Regions from separate parts of the Homo sapiens genome. Here region 1 is linked to region 2. Evidence: chromatin loops called from intact Hi-C (ENCODE). Cell type or tissue: heart right ventricle. All regions are shown on one strand. Each heading gives the region's core, and the rest is flanking DNA. Links, peaks and the distances in the headings are about the cores only.

Region 1 (2,500 bases), core at 1-2,500, 360 kb after region 2:
GAGGGGAGGGTGGGCAGATTTCTTTACATGCTGCATAATATTTTTTAGATTCATTGATGCTGTATTTTAGTAATTCATTCTTTTTTTATTAGGGACCAGTATTCCACTGCATGAATGTACCACAGTTTGTTTATCTACTCTTCAGTAGATTGATATCTGGACTGTTTATAAGTTTTGAATATTATGAATTAAGCAGCTTAGATTTTTGTATATGTTTTGTGTGTATCTGTGCATGAGTGTGCTCACACATATATGTGTGTGTATGTATATACATTTTCATTTTTCATGCGTAAATACCCAGGTGAGGGATTGAAAGGGCACAGGGTAAATGTACATTCAATTTTATAAGCAGTTACCAGACCTGCTTCTAAAAATTTTTCTTGCTCTTGAAAAGATACCTACTGATGAAAATCCACTTCCTCTGGGCAATGTTGTGTCTAGATGTAATACATAGAACTTTTGTAGCTCTGGAGAAAGGCTAACACATGGAAAGGACCTGGATCCTTAATGATATCATTGGGTGCTGAAATAACCAACTCTGGGGCTGTTCTCCTTGGAATTTCTGTTTCTTGAGTTAACAATTTTCCTTATTTTTTAAGCCAGTTTAAATCAGAGATCCTTTTCCTTCTTAATTTTATAGAGTAAAATTGTTTTTATAAATTTTACTGAAGTATTACATATATACAGAAAAGCACATAGATATTAATTTTCACAGACTGAGTATACCTGAGTAGCTGGCCTCCAGGTGAAGAAATACAATGTTGCCCGCACCAGGGTGGCCTTGAGGAAGTGGGACTATAGCTCACATGTCACAAAAATTAGAAATGAGAAAAAAAAATTAGAAGCTTGGACGGGTTCACTAGTGAATTCTACCAAGTATTTAAGGAGGAAATGAACCCAATTTTCTACAAAATGTGTTCTACAAAATGAAGTTAGACCTCCCTCACTCTTACTCAAATATTCTTTCTCTCCCCTGGCTTCTCTCTGTCCTCCAAACCTGTCGTGTAGCCACGCTGTCAATACAGGTCTGCACACTTCATTCAGCAAGGGAAAAGCCCTATACTTAGCTAAAATAGTAATCTCTGAATTTTCCTCAAGTTTTCCTGGATTCAGGGTGAGGAAAGTTGGGAAGGAGGGACCACTATGATAAAGTAACCCTGCAAAGTGCTTATTGTCTCCACTGAAGCTGTTGGAAAACTAAGGGGTCAGAGAATAAGTTGTGTCACTTAGGCTGGCCAAATGACTTTGGACACTCAGCTATTTGAACCTCAGATATTATTTTATTTGTAAAATGAGTAGAATAATAGTAGTTACTTTATAGGGTTGTCTTTCGCGATTGAGTGCAAAAGGGCTTAAATGTATTATGGGGGCAGTAGGTAGCAAGGACCGTGTTCTGGTTCATGGGATACTTTCTTTCTGGTTTCCACTCTAAGCAGGAGGTGATTCTTCCTACCAACCACAGTCATCTGAAAGATTGAAAGACTAAAAGACTGAAAATCACTGGCAGCACAGGGGCAGACCCAAATGGAACCACTTGCTAAAGTTTGAAGACAGAGCTGCCTGCAGCCTTTAGAGCTGTCTAAGGAGAGAGGGGTTAAGGCAGCAACTGGCCTTGTTCGGCATTTATTGGAGGAAAGCAAATTCTTGTCTATAAATCAATCAAATCACTAAGAACTCCAATTAGAGCAAACTTTGAGCAATCATATATAAACATGGAGTGAGAATAATCTACACACGCTATTTTTGGCTTTTGGTATAGGACACACTGCCCCCGAGAAGTCCTCATGTGAAAAAAAAATGGTGGTGATGGGGTGTCATAGACAGCGATTGGTCAACTGAAGACGAATAAGAATTTGTAGTGGATCAGAAAGGATTCAGTGGCAGAGACTGATCTTTACAGATACTTGAATTAATTGGATATTAAATTGTATTTCAGTATTTCCCAAAATTTATCTATTAGTGTACAACTAACATGATTTTTCCCCATAACTATTTACCACTTGTACTATTACTTAACTAATGTTTTTCTTTAAATGACTTCATTAAAAATTGCTTTAGCCCTACTCTATATATTGTATATTTCTAATTCACAATGAAATCAATATGTAATAATTAAAAAATGTGTACTCTGTACTACCTAAAAACCTATCACCTTTTGGGAAATACCTTTGTCTATTATGGTCTTTACAGATATTAGATTATTGTCAACCAATTGTAGTAAGTCATTTTTATAAGGTCTTGAGTTAAAAATCCCATTTTGCAGATACCCAAGGCTTGATTCTCTTTGTCCAAACTTACTTCTGTCACACTCTTCTCCATGTTAGAAAATGTCAATGCCCTTCTGTCAGTACTAGAATCCAAAAAGCCTTGGAATTATTCTTGATCCCTATTTCTCTCTTATATTTTAAAACCAACAGGAAATCTTTCAAAATGTATTCATGGTGTGACACTTCACATCATCTCCACTTCTAGCCCTCTAGTCTAAGTCTCTTGCTTAGAT
Region 2 (5,848 bases), core at 1,489-3,988:
TTTGATATGGGGTCTCACTCTGCTGCCCAGGCTGGAGTGCAGTGGTGCAATCATAGCTTACTGCAGCCTCACCCTCCAAGCCCAAACAATCCTCCTACCTCAGCCTCCCAAATAGCTGGGACTCCAGGGGCACACTACCACACCCAGCTAATGTCCTTTTTTATTATTTTTATTTTTAGTAGAGACAGGGTCTTACTATGTTGCCCAGGCTGGTTTCAAACTCCTGGGCTCAAGCAATCCATCTGCCTCAGCTTCCCAAAGTGCTGGGATTACAGAAATGAGCCACAACACCCAGCAAAAAATGTCTTTTAGCAGTTTGGTTTTAGCTCACATTTCTGGGGAAATGGTCCTCAACGTCTCCTCCAGGGAGCAATGTTATCAGGTTGGTAGTGGCAGCTGCCAGACTGCAAAGAGTAAAAAAGGAGGCTCTGAATTAGAGGCAATGACCATGCTGAAAGGAGAAGAGAATAAGATAGGCTTTTATTTTTTTTTCTCTTTTTTTTTTTTTTTTTTTTTTTTTGAGGCGGAGTCTCACTCTGTCACCTAGGTTGGAAAATGCAGTGGCGTGATCTCAGCTCACTGCAACCTCCACCTCCCAGGGTCAAGTGATTCTCGTGCCTCAGCCTCCCAAGTAGCTGAGATTACAAGCATGCACCACGATGCCTGGCTAACTTTTTGTATTTTTAGAAGAGACAGGGTTTCACCATGTTGGCCAGGCTGGTCTTGAACCCCTGACCTCAGGTGATTGGACTGCCTTGGCCTCCCAGAATGTGGGGATTACAGATGAAGATAGGCTTTTAAATCCTGGGGTCAGCAGTCTTGGAAGAAGCCAAGTCTGGAGAGAAGCTATGGGGTATTACAAAGAAGTTATTCATGTACAAAGTTAGGAAAAGGGCAGCAAGAGTTAACATTTATTAAAGCTCAGGTTAAAAGGATAGTGTTTTAGTTCATTTTCTGTAGCTTATAACAGAATAGCTGAGAATGGGCAATTTATAAAGAAAAAGAATTTATTTCTTATAGTTACGGAGGCTGAGAAGTCCAAGATTGAGGGACACCAACTGGTGAGGGCCTTCTTGCTGGTGAGGACTCTGTGCAGAGTCCCCCTTTGGCAAAGGGCATTACATGGCAAGGGGGCTGAGTGTGCTAGCTTGGGTCTCTCTTCCTCTTCTTATAAGGCCACGAGTCCCACTTCCATGATCATCCATAGTCCATAAACCCATTAAGCCATTAATCCATTAATGGTAGACCCCTCACAACCCATCACCTCTTAAAGGCCCCTTTCTCAATACTGCCATATTGTTGGTTCAATTTCAACATGAGTTTTGGATGGGACAAATATTCAAACCATTGTAGATTGTCTTGTCTAAATGGATTGAAACTACTCAAAATTAACTTCCTATCTCCTGACTTCAATAAGTCTCTGTCTCTGAGGAACTATTTTCTCCATTTTTTCCAAGACTGCATCTTCTTAAAGCAAAAACAACAAAAACCTAAAATCCGATTTGTCATAGGTGTAATAAGTCAATCATCTAGAATTTCAGTTTGTGTGAAACCAAATATGCAGATAGTTTGAATTGTTAATGAAAAATTAACAATGAAAAATTTCCATCCCATCAATGTCTAATTTGTGTCCCACCATCTCCACAGATTTCTCACTACCCTTGTGAATTCGTAATAGTTGCTGCCTCTAAAAGCCCCCAGATCTTTTATTTCTGAGTCGTTCATTCCAGCAGGTAGTCTGGGCAGTCTCTTTTTATTTAGGCCTTTAAAAAATACTCTAAATTCATTTTTCCCTCAACTGGTATTTTCAAGCCATTTTAAGAATAGTTTTTTATTTCTCTTTAAGATATAAGTGTATATAAAGTGTATATTTTTTTTCTGGACAACTCTGGGAGTACAGTTGTCCAGAAAAATCCACTGATACAAAGTTACTTCACTTCCTTCAGGATATCACAGCTCCTTTTAAACAACAACAACAATTATTATAAGAATAGTAAAGATAAGTCTTAACATGTAAATCCTTGGAAGGAGTTTCATTCAAAAAAATGAACTTCCTATTAAGGAACAAATAAACAGTACTTAATCAATTTATCTTTAAAGGTAAGATTTGAGAGGGGAGGATACCAGCTCCTGAAAGGACAGCAGGTTGAAAGAGAGACTTAAAGCACCTGGGTTGGCTCCCACAGGATGTGGAAGCCACAGAGTCATCTAGATTTACTTCCCAGTTTCCTCATCCATGTTAAAGGTAAACATTAAAGTGGAGTGCATTTCTATCCCTGTTTTCCTTTCTCTGAGTTTGAAATCCAAGTTTTCATTGGATAGCTTCACTTAATGGGGTGCTCTTTTGTTTTCATTATTGTTCACAGAAAAAGCTGTATTTATGGCCTGCTAGTGAATTTGAATAAATTGGGTTTAAAATGATTTTCAGGGTTTTTAATGTATTGACTGCTTTGAAAAGAACAAAAGCAACTCAGAACAATGCCTGTGGCAAATTGCTTGGTACTATTAGAAAATTTCACTTATTTACAAAGAAATATTTCTTTTAAAAAATGGAGACTCTATAATAGATTTAATGCTATACATAGCTAGTTGTTCCTTAAAATAACGAATTGTTTGCAAATTTAATTAGGTCATATATATAGCAATATGTTTAAAATAAGACCTCTTTCCATTCATTACAGCCTATTTCATAAGATAGAGAGTGCTATCCTTTAATTGCACAAGGATGCAGTAAATTATAGTCTTAAAATTCCCTACCAAGGTCTAATTTGGGTCAATGCTGAGATGATGGTGCTTCACAACTTAGCCACAACCAAATCTTGATGAATTTGCAGCAGAGACTCCAGAGATAGTTACTATCTCAAATTATAGTTATTGAAATGACCTGTACCCTTAAGTAACCAGGATCTTTTCACAAACTTTAGCTGAAGAATGGCAGCTAACAGAACTGAATCAATGAGGCTCAGCAAAAAATTTAAAGAAATCTTTTGGTTGATCAGTGTTCATGAGAACCAAAGATCTGAACATCTGCTCTTCTAATTCTTGTAGGACATCTCTAAAAGTAAAGCCACCCATTAGCTGTGTTTCTCAATTTCAGCTACAAAGATTTTAAGACTAATGCCTAAATTCCTCCTCCAAAGGTTTTAATTGGTTTAAGGTGCAGCCTGGATGTTGGGATTTTTACAAGCTCCCAATTGATTGAAAGAAGAAGCCAAGGTTGTGAACTTTAAAGGTTTACAGGTTTCTAAGTTTAGTGGCAACCTCACAGCTGCTGATAATTTCCTCTTAAACCTAACAATTCTGTTTCACTTAGCCAGTGAATGGTGATATCCCTCTAGAAAATAAATACCCAAACCTGGACCTTCCTTTGTTGATGAAATGAGAGTTTCTTAAGCTGGCATGAGTACTTTTTATATTTCCCTCATGGCTCTAATATATAGCCAGGGTTGCAAACTGCTGCTTTACAGTTATTTAGACCTAGCCAATGTGATGCTCTTTCAATGTAGATAACTGAAGAAAATAAACGTGATTAATCATTAGAGCATTTTATTTAAAAATGGAATTTTGCTTAATAACGATTCAATTTTTGTTTATATCACTTATGTAACAGATATATGTTCCAGTTAGAATAGCCTTCTTCATCTAACTTACAGTGCCTGGGAGGCAAATCCTAATACCTGACCAAATTGTACCTAAGTGAAAGAAAATTGGCATTATGAATACAGCAAGTCCTCACTTAACATCCTCAATAGGTTCTTGGGAACTGCAACTTTAAGTGAAATGATGTACAACAAAACCAATCTGACCATAGGCTAATTGATATAAACTAATGTTAAGTTCCTAAGCCCCAAAACACTTCTAATATTAAACATTGAAATAAATGTGAGCTATACATATATTTAAGAAAGATAAATAAAAACAACTAAGATGATTATTTACCCCATTATTCTAGTTCAGGGTCTCAGGTGGCCAGAACTCACTCAGGGTGCAAGGCAGGAGGAACTATCCCTGGACAGGACACCAGCCCATCACAGGGTGCGCTCACACAAAACCACACTCACACTGGGACCATTTGGAAACAACAATGAACCTAATGGGCACATCTTTGGGATATGGGAGGAAACAGGAGTACCTGGAAGAAACTGATATAGACATGGGGAGAATGTGCAAACTCCACTCAGACAGTGGCGCTTGCTGAAAATGGATATTTTTCTTATCAACCTTATAATGAAATGACATTGAACGATGACATTATTCAAGGACCTGCTGTACATTTTAGTTCAACAATTTTTCTACCTAAATGTGAGGAGTCTGTCACTCAGTTTCCAATACCAGATTTTTTCCCATGGGCTTAGGGTGTCTACTCTTTTTTCCTTTTAATTTACATTTTATTTTATTTTATTTATTTTTTTTTAGAGGCAGGGTCTTACTCTGTAGCCCACACTGGAGTGCAGTGGTGTGATCATAGCTCACTGTAACCTTCAACTTCTGGGCTCAAGAGATCCTCCCACCTCCACTTCCTGAGTAGCTAGGATGACAGGTGCATGCCACCATGTCTGGCTATTTTTATTTTTTGTAGAGACGGGGGCCTTCATATGTTGCCCAGGCTGTTCTCGAACTCCTGGCCTCAAGCAATTCCTCCCCTCTACGACGCAATTCTCTCTACTTGGCAGCCCAAAGTGCTGGGATTACAGGTGTGAGCCACTGTGCCTGGCTGGATGTCTATTTTGTTTGTTTGTTGGAGACAGGGTCTTGCTCTGTCACTCAGGCTGGAGTACAGTGACACGATCATGGCTCACTGCAGCCTTGACCTCCCGGGCTCAATTAATCCTCCCACCTCAGCCTCCCAAGTAGCTGGGACTACAGGCGCAAATGCCACACCTGGCTAATTTTTGTACTTTTTGTAGAGATGGGTTTCTGCCATGTTGCCCAGACTGGCCTCAAATTCCTGGGCACAAGCAATCCTCCTGCCTTGACCTCCCAAGTGCAGGGATTACAGGCGTGAGCAACCACACCTGGCTGCAATTTTGTAACTGCAGATCAACTCAGGCTGCTCATCTGGGGGAAAGTGTTATTTTACCTGTTAACATCCACCCCTTGTTAACACTGTGGCATTCTTGCTTGGTGTCTCCCCTAATGAAAAGGTTTGTATTTTCTCTCGGGTGAAGTCACTCTTTACCTGCTTCCTTTGTGTGTTTGGTCCGGAATATTCCTCCTGAACTGGGGCAGAGGCTCTCTGTCTTCACTTTCTCACCATCTGCTTTGAGACTTCTTTTTCAGTTAACATCCTTTTGATTTATGGCTCAACTTTATTCATAACTTGCCCCTGGTTAAAACAATTATTTCTTTATTTAAGGATTTCAGCCCAAATAGCCTCATTGCTAAATAATTTCCTAGATGCTTCTCATACAGATGATTGTTGAACAAAACTTTGACAAGCACTGATTGCTCGAAGGGATTTCTACCAAGTCTCACTTATTGTTAAGATTAAAGGCCTCTTTTGGTATTGCCAAAAGTTTGAGGACAAAGAACCTTGTGCACACTATGTACTGTTTGAAAAATGAATGGCGAATTTTTAAGGCCAATAATTTTTCCTAACATCATAAAACTTCTACATACATGATTCTATATTATATTACCTGGCTATTCAATATTCTTTAATTTTTTTCTTTCTTTCATTAGATATTTTACAAGAGTTTGCTACAATGTGTAACAGATCTAGAGGTTGAGGGATAAAAGTGAATAAAAGGTCTAACGTGACTACAAGGATCACATCTGGAATTATGCCAAGAGTAGATGGTCACCGGATGTTTTTGAATGACTGGATGCCAAATGGCAAAGCAAGGAG

The links. Peaks named below come from ENCODE experiments on the same cell type or tissue, not always from the same donor. Only the 100,000 strongest peaks of a DNase experiment are listed, where the experiment ranks them.
Region 1: a loop joins it to region 2, with 2.4 times the contacts of the local background. A loop is called at or near these places in 12 of 110 quality-filtered maps.

Annotation. Positions count from the first base shown.
Region 1 is chr10:50,283,593-50,286,092 of GRCh38, reverse strand. No RefSeq gene overlaps it. Among named protein-coding and RNA genes, the nearest start is that of ASAH2, 33 kb to the right of the region's middle. In heart right ventricle, for the core only: no CTCF peak of the experiment used is centred there; no DNase peak of the experiment used is centred there.
Region 2 is chr10:50,641,796-50,647,643 of GRCh38, reverse strand. No RefSeq gene overlaps it. Among named protein-coding and RNA genes, the nearest start is that of SGMS1-AS1, 20 kb to the right of the region's middle. In heart right ventricle, for the core only: no CTCF peak of the experiment used is centred there; no DNase peak of the experiment used is centred there.